3 separate regions of the Homo sapiens genome follow, and regions 1 and 3 are each linked to region 2. A link is a contact called in ENCODE Hi-C or POLR2A ChIA-PET data. All regions are on one chromosome and are shown on one strand. The core of a region is the stretch at or near the end of the contact, and the rest is flanking DNA. Distances in the headings are between cores, read along the strand shown.

What was found. A loop is a pair of places that touch in the nucleus more often than their neighbours do. ChIA-PET counts read pairs that join two places held with the same protein, here RNA polymerase II (POLR2A). Pooled maps may share reads with other maps.
Region 1: a pooled map shows a loop between it and region 2 (5-fold over the local background). The contact joins the promoter of GPN2 here to the promoter of TMEM222 in region 2. A Hi-C loop is called at or near these places in 8 of 50 pooled maps. POLR2A ChIA-PET finds 5 or more read pairs at or near these places in 3 of 52 experiments (CD8-positive, alpha-beta T cell, WTC11 and activated CD4-positive, alpha-beta T cell).
Region 3: a loop to region 2 is called in a pooled map, with 2.3 times the contacts of the local background. The contact joins the promoter of TENT5B here to the promoter of TMEM222 in region 2. A Hi-C loop is called at or near these places in 1 of 50 pooled maps. POLR2A ChIA-PET finds 5 or more read pairs at or near these places in 3 of 52 experiments (GM12878, WTC11 and activated T-cell).

What each region holds. Positions count from the first base shown.
Region 1 is chr1:26,888,846-26,891,727 of GRCh38, forward strand. GPN2 (GPN-loop GTPase 2) reads right to left here and starts at 1,438. Exons shown (of 5, transcript NM_018066.4): 1 at 841-1,438; 2 at 124-280. The coding sequence starts at 1,251. It overlaps GPATCH3 (G-patch domain containing 3), which reads right to left. Exons shown (of 7, transcript NM_022078.3): 7 at 1,643-2,381. The coding sequence ends at 2,165. RefSeq lists enhancers at 599-1,476, 832-1,001, 1,512-1,781.
Region 2 is chr1:27,320,696-27,323,572 of GRCh38, forward strand. TMEM222 (transmembrane protein 222) reads left to right here and starts at 1,468. Exons shown (of 6, transcript NM_032125.3): 1 at 1,468-1,696. The coding sequence starts at 1,503. RefSeq lists enhancers at 882-1,428, 1,429-1,976, 1,476-1,825, 1,977-2,523.
Region 3 is chr1:27,011,410-27,014,109 of GRCh38, forward strand. TENT5B (terminal nucleotidyltransferase 5B) reads right to left here and starts at 1,441. Exons shown (of 2, transcript NM_052943.4): 1 at 998-1,441. The coding sequence starts at 1,261. RefSeq lists enhancers at 687-1,340, 1,341-1,995.

The DNA.
Region 1 (2,882 bases), core at 188-2,687, 430 kb before region 2:
CCTGCCTGTGGCTACTATCACCAGACCACGCAAGGCACCAGAGGCAGCTACCTTCAGCTGAGATGTCTGCTTCATTCTAGCCCAGCTGCTGCCCTGCTCTTCGCCTGGAACAGAAGCTCTTACCCAGCTTCCCATAATGCTCAATGAGGTCCATCTTGGAAAGGAGGTTGATGTGGGGCAGTTCCACGTGCAGCATGGTGGCCAGGGAGGTACACAGTACTGAAATGAACTTGGCAGGGTCTGTGCAGTAGTGAGAATCCACGAGGTGGACGGCAGTCAGCTGGGAGGGAATAGACAGGGTGAGAGTGGCCTGGAGAAACAGGGATCAGCATTCCCTCATGAGAATGAGGGCTTGAGGACAGAGGGGAAGCTTTCCCCATTAGTCTCCTGCCTCTGTTTCTTTCTAATAACCACCCTGGTTTCCTTCTCCCAGGAAATAGGAGTCATTTTTTTTTTCTTACAAGAGGTCTTGCACTGAGCCTCCCAGTGGGCAAGGGGTTTAAATCCCATGGCATCTGACTCCACTCTTTCATTTACTTTTGCCCACCAATTTACAACAATCTCCATGCCACTTTCGACATTAACCCCTTCCATACTTCCAAAATCGCCAAGTTGGCTACTAACACATTTTACACGTGAGGAAACTGAGGTTCAGAGTGATGAACTGACTTATCAACACCACACAGCCAGTCAGTAGCAGAGCCAGATTCTGAACTCATGCCTGTTTTACTCCAAAGCGACCCAGCCCCTACCTCCCTGTGTGACATGGGGGCGTGGCGTCTGTCCTCCCTGTCTCAGTTACTCCATCCGCAAAATGGGCCTCCCCGCCCTGAGACGCACCCTGAGGTCCCACTGCGCCATTTGGGAGAAGATGCTGCGCAAGGCGCCGTGATGCGTGCAGAGCTCCACCTGGCCTGGGCAGTCGAAGAGGAAGTAGTGGCCGCGGAGGGGGTCGAGCTTGGCACGCAGCCAGTCCAGGTTGGCTTCCAGGTACTCCATGCAGTAGAGCAGGCCGCCGTTGGGCCCCAGGCGCAGCGCGTCCATCACGTCGCCCAGCCCCACCAGCTCGCCCACGTCCACGGCACACTCGTACGGCAGCCCCTCGTTGGCCGGGTCCAGGTTCACCACCGCCACGCGCCGGCCCAGCGCGCGCAGGAACTCACTCATGCCCAGGCAGTACGTGGTCTTCCCTGAGCCCGGCGGGCCGATCACCGCCTGCCCGAAGGCCGTGGTCGGAGCGGCCCCTGCCATTGGCGGCCCGCGGCCCGGAGCAGGTCAACTCACAGGGAAAACGGGGCAGGTAGCCGCGCCGGAGACGAGACTGAGGGCGAGGGTCCCAGTACGTATACCTCGTTGGCGGCCAGCGTCACTCGCCTCAGGCGGAACAGCTGAGACCGTGTCGCGCAAAAGGAGATAACAGGCCGATACTAACTAGACTAACTCGACTTCCGGACAGCGTCGGAAACGGCGAGCCAACGAGAGGAAGTCCCGCCCTCACGGCGGGGACGAAGCTAGACGCCGAGGGGCGGGCGGCGCAGCCGCATTTCTCTCGCGGGTAGTGGGTCGAATGTGGGGTCTTTGCGGGAAAATCGCTCTCGGAATTTCTCTAACCTTCAGACTCGAATTAGAAAAGTAAGGGAGCTCCAGTAGTAAACGTCTTTATTCTTCCGTGACGTCGCACACCCAAGCCACCTCCCGCGGACTCTCCGCTGGCAGTCCCACCCAGTGAGGGTAGAGGCGGTGGAGGGCCCACCCAAGGCCGGCTCTTCCAAGCACCACAAATCCTCTCCTCGCCCAGGTCCCTTTCCCCCTTTCTGGCCTTCGTGGGGACACCTTCAGAGTCCCCAAGGAAGGCTGTGCTGATAGCCTCACTCAACCCAGCTTTTCAAAGTTCTGCAGGAGGCAAAGGGCAAGCCCAGAGATTAGGGTTAGAGACCAAAGACAAGCGGTCGTTACCCCTAATATCCAAGGGGAGGGGACGGGAGGGGGCTTTTTGTAAAAATGCCCCTGAGGTATAGAACCGGCAGGCAGGCAGGCTCGGAACAAAACACCCTGAACCAGCCACGAAGACTGCTGCTCCCAGACTCCTTTCTGCTTCAGTGGTAGATGAGGCCAGGGCAGAGGGTTTTCATCATGTAGCTATGAAAGGAAGCCCCCAACCCGGTCAGTCAGGCAATGAGGGGCTGTCTGAAGCACAACTGGAACCCCTCACAAAGGCCATGTCTGTCCGAAACTTCATGCTGGTGGGTGGCTGGCGGCGGAGCAGTGACTCCGTCTGGTCTTGGGGTAGAGGCTCATCATAGATGGTGGAGATGAGCCCCAAGCCATTTCTACGGGGCCTCTTCAGTTGCCCAAATGGCTGTAGCTTCTCTCCATGGTACCTGGATAAAAACGGGCTCTCAGTGAGAAGGCTGCTCTCAAACTCCAGTTAAAGGGGTTGGGAGAGGACGGGGAAGTAGTTACTACATATCTGGTTTGTCCAAAGACAGAGGCTTTAAATCTGGGTCTTTGTTCTCCAGCCCTCTTATCTATCCATTGACAGTGCCAGCAAGAAGGGGCCTCATATAAAATTTTCATTCTGTCACTACAGACTTCCTAATAGTAACCATCAAGTCCAAACTCCTCCAACAAAGGGTATGAATGATCTTGTTAAGCCTTAGGGCTTACTCTTTAAAAAAAAAAAAAAAGTCAGATTTACTTTATTTATTTATTTATTTCTGAGATGGGGTCTCACTATGTCACCCAGGCTGGATTGTAATGGCGTGATCTCGGCTCACTGCAACCTCCACCTCCTGGGTTCAAGCGATTCTCCTGCCTCAGCCTCCAGAGTAGCTGGGACTACAGGCGCATGCCACCATGCCCAGCTAATTTTTTTTTTTTGT
Region 2 (2,877 bases), core at 218-2,717:
GACCTTAGAGTTCTATAGCAGAGACAGACATCCCCCACAAAAAAACATGAAAATATTAGGTGCTACAAACAGGACAGCAAGCTCTCCATAGATCAGCATTGAGGGAGGGTAATTCAGTGGAAGAAGGACCTTCCCCAAATGGGAAGCTCCTAACTTCCTGAGTGCATTTGTCCATACCTTCCTTTACCTGATTACTCTTTTTATTCTTTTTTTTTTTTCTTTAAGGCTGATTTTTAGTGGCAGCCTTCCTTCTGACTTTGGGCTGTCCCCAACTTCCCCTCCCCACCCCAGTAGACCCCAGTAGACTTCATTTTCTTTGTCTTGACATCCTTTAAAAAGCCAAAAGTCTCCAACATTTGAGCCTGGCTTCTCTCTAATTATGGTTGTGTGTGATCTCAAACAATTAACTTCCCTGAGCCCGTTTTCCCATTTGTACAATGAAGGGATTGGATCACATCTAAGGCTTATGATTTACTCCAGTAAGTATTCACACTCTTGCACACACTGCTCTGCACGGCCTTCCTTTCTTTGTACCGCTGCACTCATACTTCCACTCCTGTGCCACATGGCAAACATCAAGACTCAACTCAATAATATCCTATCTTCCAGCAAGTCTTCCCTGTATATACAATAAAACACACACACACACACACGTGCGCACACACAACTGTGTGTGTCTTCCTTTATGCTACCACTACCTCGTGAGAGGGCCACAGAATGAAAAGGGCAAGGGAGGTATAAGACTTGGGTTTGGGCCAGGCGCGGTGGCTCACGCCTGTAATCCCAGCACTTTGGGAGGCCAAGGCGGGCGGATCACAGGGTCAGGAGTTTGAGACCATCCTGGCTAACATGGTGAAACGCCACCTCTACTAAAAATACAAAAATTAGCCGGGCGTGGTGGCACGCGCCTGTTATCCCAGCTACTCGGGAGGCCGAGGCAGGATCGCCTGAACCTGGGAGGTGGAGGTTGCAGTGAGCCGAGATTGTGCCATTGCCCTCCAGCCTGGGCAACAAGAGAAAAAATTCCGCCTCAGAAAAAAAAAAAAAAAAAAAGACTTGGGTTTGCATCGTGGTCTCTCACCTTTTGAACCTCAGTTTCTCACCTGTAACAGGAGGGAATACCTAATTTGGATGTCTAATTAGTTTATGGGGATTAGAAACAATTCATGTCAAGTGCTTGGCACCTAAGAAGTGCTCAATAAATAGCGACTGTACCACACCTCCTAGGAGCCCTCAGCGTACTGAATTAGAGTTCTCTATAAGTCTCCGGCGCTAGACTGCGAACTGCCTGAGAGCATCCCTTCTGCAGCCGCGGGGCATAAGCGGCAAAGACTCGGGGCTGGCAGGCGCATAGGGAGTGGGGCGGGGCTGGCCGGGCCCAGAGGAACGCGGCTCGGATTCCCGGGGGAAGGCCAAGCGGGGCGGACCCCATCTCCGGGAAGTGACGCCATGGGGACGAGCGGCACCAGAGCCGGGGCCAGTCGGAGCGGGGCGCGCGCCGCATGGCGGAAGCGGAAGGGAGTTCTCTGCTCTTGTTGCCGCCGCCGCCACCCCCGCCCAGGATGGCGGAAGTGGAGGCGCCGACGGCGGCCGAGACGGACATGAAGCAATATCAAGGCTCCGGCGGCGTCGCCATGGATGTGGAACGGAGTCGCTTCCCCTACTGCGTGGTGTGGACGCCCATCCCGGTGCTCACGTGAGTCTCTTCCGGCATCCGCCTGGGGACGAGGAGGGCCCAGGGAGAGCCGGAGTCGGGCCGGGCTAGCCTCCGGCCCCAACGCGCAGCAAGCCTTTTCCTCGGGTCTGGCCCGCACGCCTCGCCCAGTCACCAGAACCCCGCCATCCATGTAGTGCCAGTTTGTGCACACGGCTGGGACACGCTCCCTGCTCTCAATACACCTGGTGTAGCCAGGGAGAGAGTTGTAGGCCAGCAGGAAAGGGCAAGTGGCTGGGAGACTCGAGCTGTGAGTGTGTAGAAGAGGGAGCCCCTTATCGGATCTGAGGAGACATTTTTATTAATTCACTGGTTTATTCTCTCATTGAGCAAATGCTTACTGGTCGCTTACCATATTCCAGACATACTGCTGGGTCTGGGAGCAAGAGTGGGAGTTTGGTTGGGACCACACGAGATCCTGGGATGTCAACATTGGAAGGGCCCCCAGAGATCTGAGAGTCCAACCCTTTGTCTCACGTGCCATCTCAGTTGCAAACTGGGTTTAGATCCCAGGTTGTCTGCCTCCCAGACCAAAGTTCTTTCTGTAACATCAGCCTTTGTCAGGGGAGAAGCAGGTGCTCTGGTACTACTTGGCGCCTTTTGGGAGGAGCTCTCATATGGGGAGAGGTGGTTTGCCCTCCTGCTTCAACCTTGACAGCTGATAAACGTAACCCCTCCTCACCGTGCTGGATAGTTTGCCAAGCTCTTAAACACCCATTTTATCAGAATTAAACATCCATTTTCTAAGGTAGGTTATCTTCTCAGATGGTGAAGCTGAGCTGCTTGTAGCATTAAGTGTCTTGATCAGGTTCGCACCCCAATAAGCAAAGGCATGAAGAGCTCAGTCTTCTGATCTAACTTGCTCTTTGCACTACATCTTATCCACTCTCACCTGATGGGATAGCTTGTTCCGCTATCAATAACAGCCAGTGGTGATGTGGAGAAGGGATCATTTGGGGCCTTAGGTGTTGCTGATTCTAAAAAGATCGTAGTTTTTGAATTATGTTAAAATACTTGAATTATTTTGTGTTTTCAAGTACTTATGCATATAAGAGCATCCAAATCTGTTCTTTAAAAATAAAATATTGGGACAGGCGCGGTGGCTCATGCCTGTAATCCCAGCACTCTGGGAGGCAGTGGAGGGTGGATCGGTAGGTAGTTCG
Region 3 (2,700 bases), core at 191-2,690, 310 kb before region 2:
CCTAGAAGTTGACCTTGGGAGCCGGGGAAGGGGTGGGAAAACATTGAACCTACTGTAATCTGCTCCTGGGAAGACCCAAAATTCCCTAGGTTTGATTTTCACCTCATTAAGTAATCTTGGGTGGCAAACTGCCCCAGCTATAAAATGGGTACAATAATGACCACACTGTGGTATTTCAGAACATGACAGCGTCTGGGCTGTACAGATGAAAAAGCAGTCTTGGGGTCGTTGAGGTTCAGATAAAGGGAAGAGTTGGAGGAGGGAGGGGCTGTCAGAATTCTCTTCTCCCTTTCCTCAGGAGAGAGAGGACGTGGGGCCTGAGGCCTGGGTTGGCCTTCATTTCCAATCTTGGGAAGGAGAAGAAACACCTAAATTGGTCACTTAATGTTGCCCTTGGGGGTGGGGTATCAGGTCTGACCTTCGGCTTAATAAATATTGGGCCACAACCCCAGCTGAGAGAGAGGGAGTCCCTGACAAGTTTTCTTGGCTTTTCCACGGGGTGGAGGGGGAAGGGGGGGTTTCTCCAGCAAAAGGCTGTAGGAGCACAATGGCAGAGGCTGCTCCTAGAACCTCGAGAGAGGAAAGGAGGGTGAGGTCCAGGGATGCCCAGATAGGGAAGGAAAAGCTATTTTGGACTCAAGCATGCACACTTACCCACCCAGGGCCACCTGGCGTCTTTTGTCCTTGCAGGCAGAGACAAATTCTTCCCCCAATGCCCTTGACATCCTCCTCCCCTCTCCCAGCCAGGCCCTGGGTGAGTGATCCGTGGGGAATCAGGGTTCTCCAAGAGTCGAGATGGAAAAGCCAGGTGGGGAAGGATTAGTAGATGCAGGGGGAGGTCTGGTCTACCATTCATAATGCTGTGCAATTGTTACAGCCATGTCCCCGTTCCTCAGTTTCCCTAGCTGTCTAGAAAGTCAAACAGACTACAAATGCCTTCCAGCCACGAGAGCCTCAGAAGGGATTCCCCCACATCCCCCGCCTGGCGTCCTCTCACCTGCACGATCTGCCGGGGCTGCACGCTCAGCGTGGGGAAGTTGCCGCGCCCGTGAATGGGAATCGGCTCGCTCAGAAGAGCGTCCAGTCGCTTCACCTGTGGCCAGCTCAGCCCACTCAGGTGCCGTCCGGGGAAGGCCGATAAGGCCTCCGGGTCGGGGCCGCCGCCTGCCGGGGCTGCCGTGGCCACCGCCGTGGCCGCAGCCGTCCCCACCTGAGCAGCCGCCCGGTCCCTGCGCTCAGCTCCGCTCTCCGACGGCATCATCCGCCCGGCCCCCGGGCCCCGACGGCAGAAACCGTGGGGGTGGTTAAGGGGAGGAGGACAGGGAGAGCGGCTGGGCAGGGGCCAAGGCGGGGGGCACGAAGGCAGGGACGGGGCGGCAACGACGGCGAGACAAAGCCAGGGAACACCTCAGACGGCGACGACTAACCGACCCTAGCGCCTGCAGCCCGCGGCCCAGCGGACTCTTATAGGCCGCGGGCGACGTGCCCATTGGTCCGGGCCGCTGCCAACAGCGAGAGCCGCCCCGCCTCTGAACGCTCCGGACACTGGTCTGTAGAGCTTTGCACGTGAGTCACTGTTCTCTAGGGAGATTCCGATTGGCTAGAGGGCACGCCCCTGCCCCGCCCTCCTTCTCAGGCTGAATTCCCTCCTTTGGTCCTTAAAGAACTTCTGTTCACTGTGATTGGCCCGGGCCTGGACTTAAAGGGACAGCGCCCACCCCGCCCCGCCAGGGTCAGGAGGGAGGGAAGTGACCTGCGGAGTTTGTAGCAGAGTCAGACCACTGAGAAATTCCAGGTTTCTGTTTTTTTTTTTTAGCGCTGGAAGAAATTGAGAAGTCACCTAGCCTTGTCCTGCTATTTTCAGAAGCCCAAAGAGATTGAGCCACGTGATCAACTCTGCACAGCACTGCTCATGCTCTGGCAGTTTTCCAGAGCCTAGGAAAGGTATAATAAACAACTCTGGGCCCGGCGCGGTGGCTCACGCCTGTAATCCCAGCACTTTGGGAGGCCGAGGTGGGCGGATGACAAGGTCAGGAGATCGAGACCATCCTGGCTAACACGGTGAAACCCCGTCTTTACTAAAAATACAAAAAATTAGCCGGGTGTGTGGCGGGCGCCTGTAGTCCCAGCTACTCGGGAGGCTGAGGCAGGAGAATGGCGTGAACCCGGGAGGCGGAGCTTGCAGTGAGCCGAGATTGCGCCACTGCACCCCAGCCTGGGCGACAGAGCGAGACTCCGCCTCAAAAAAAAAAAAATTAATAATAATAATAAACTCTGCATACCAAGGTAAAGGCCTTTTTTTTTTTTTTTTTTTTTTTTTTTCTCGAGACAGAGTCTCGCTTTGTCACCCAGGCTGGAGTGTAGTGGCGCGATCTTGGCTTACCGCAAGCTCCGCCTCCCGGGTTCAAGCAATTCTCCTGCCTCAGCCTCCCGATTAGCTGGGATTACAGGCATGCGCCACCAAGCCCGGCTAATTTTTTTGTGTTTTTAGTAGACACGGGGGTTTCACCATATTGGCCAGGCTGGTCTTGAACTCCTGACCTTGTGATCCACCCACCTCGACCCCCAAAGTGCTGGGATTACAGGCGTGAGCCACTGTGCCCGGCCCTAAAGTAAAGGCTTTCTAAGACACTGTTGATTGGCCTCGCAAACCACAGCATGATGAGCGTTGATGTACAGCATAGCCAATTTAGGGAAGGA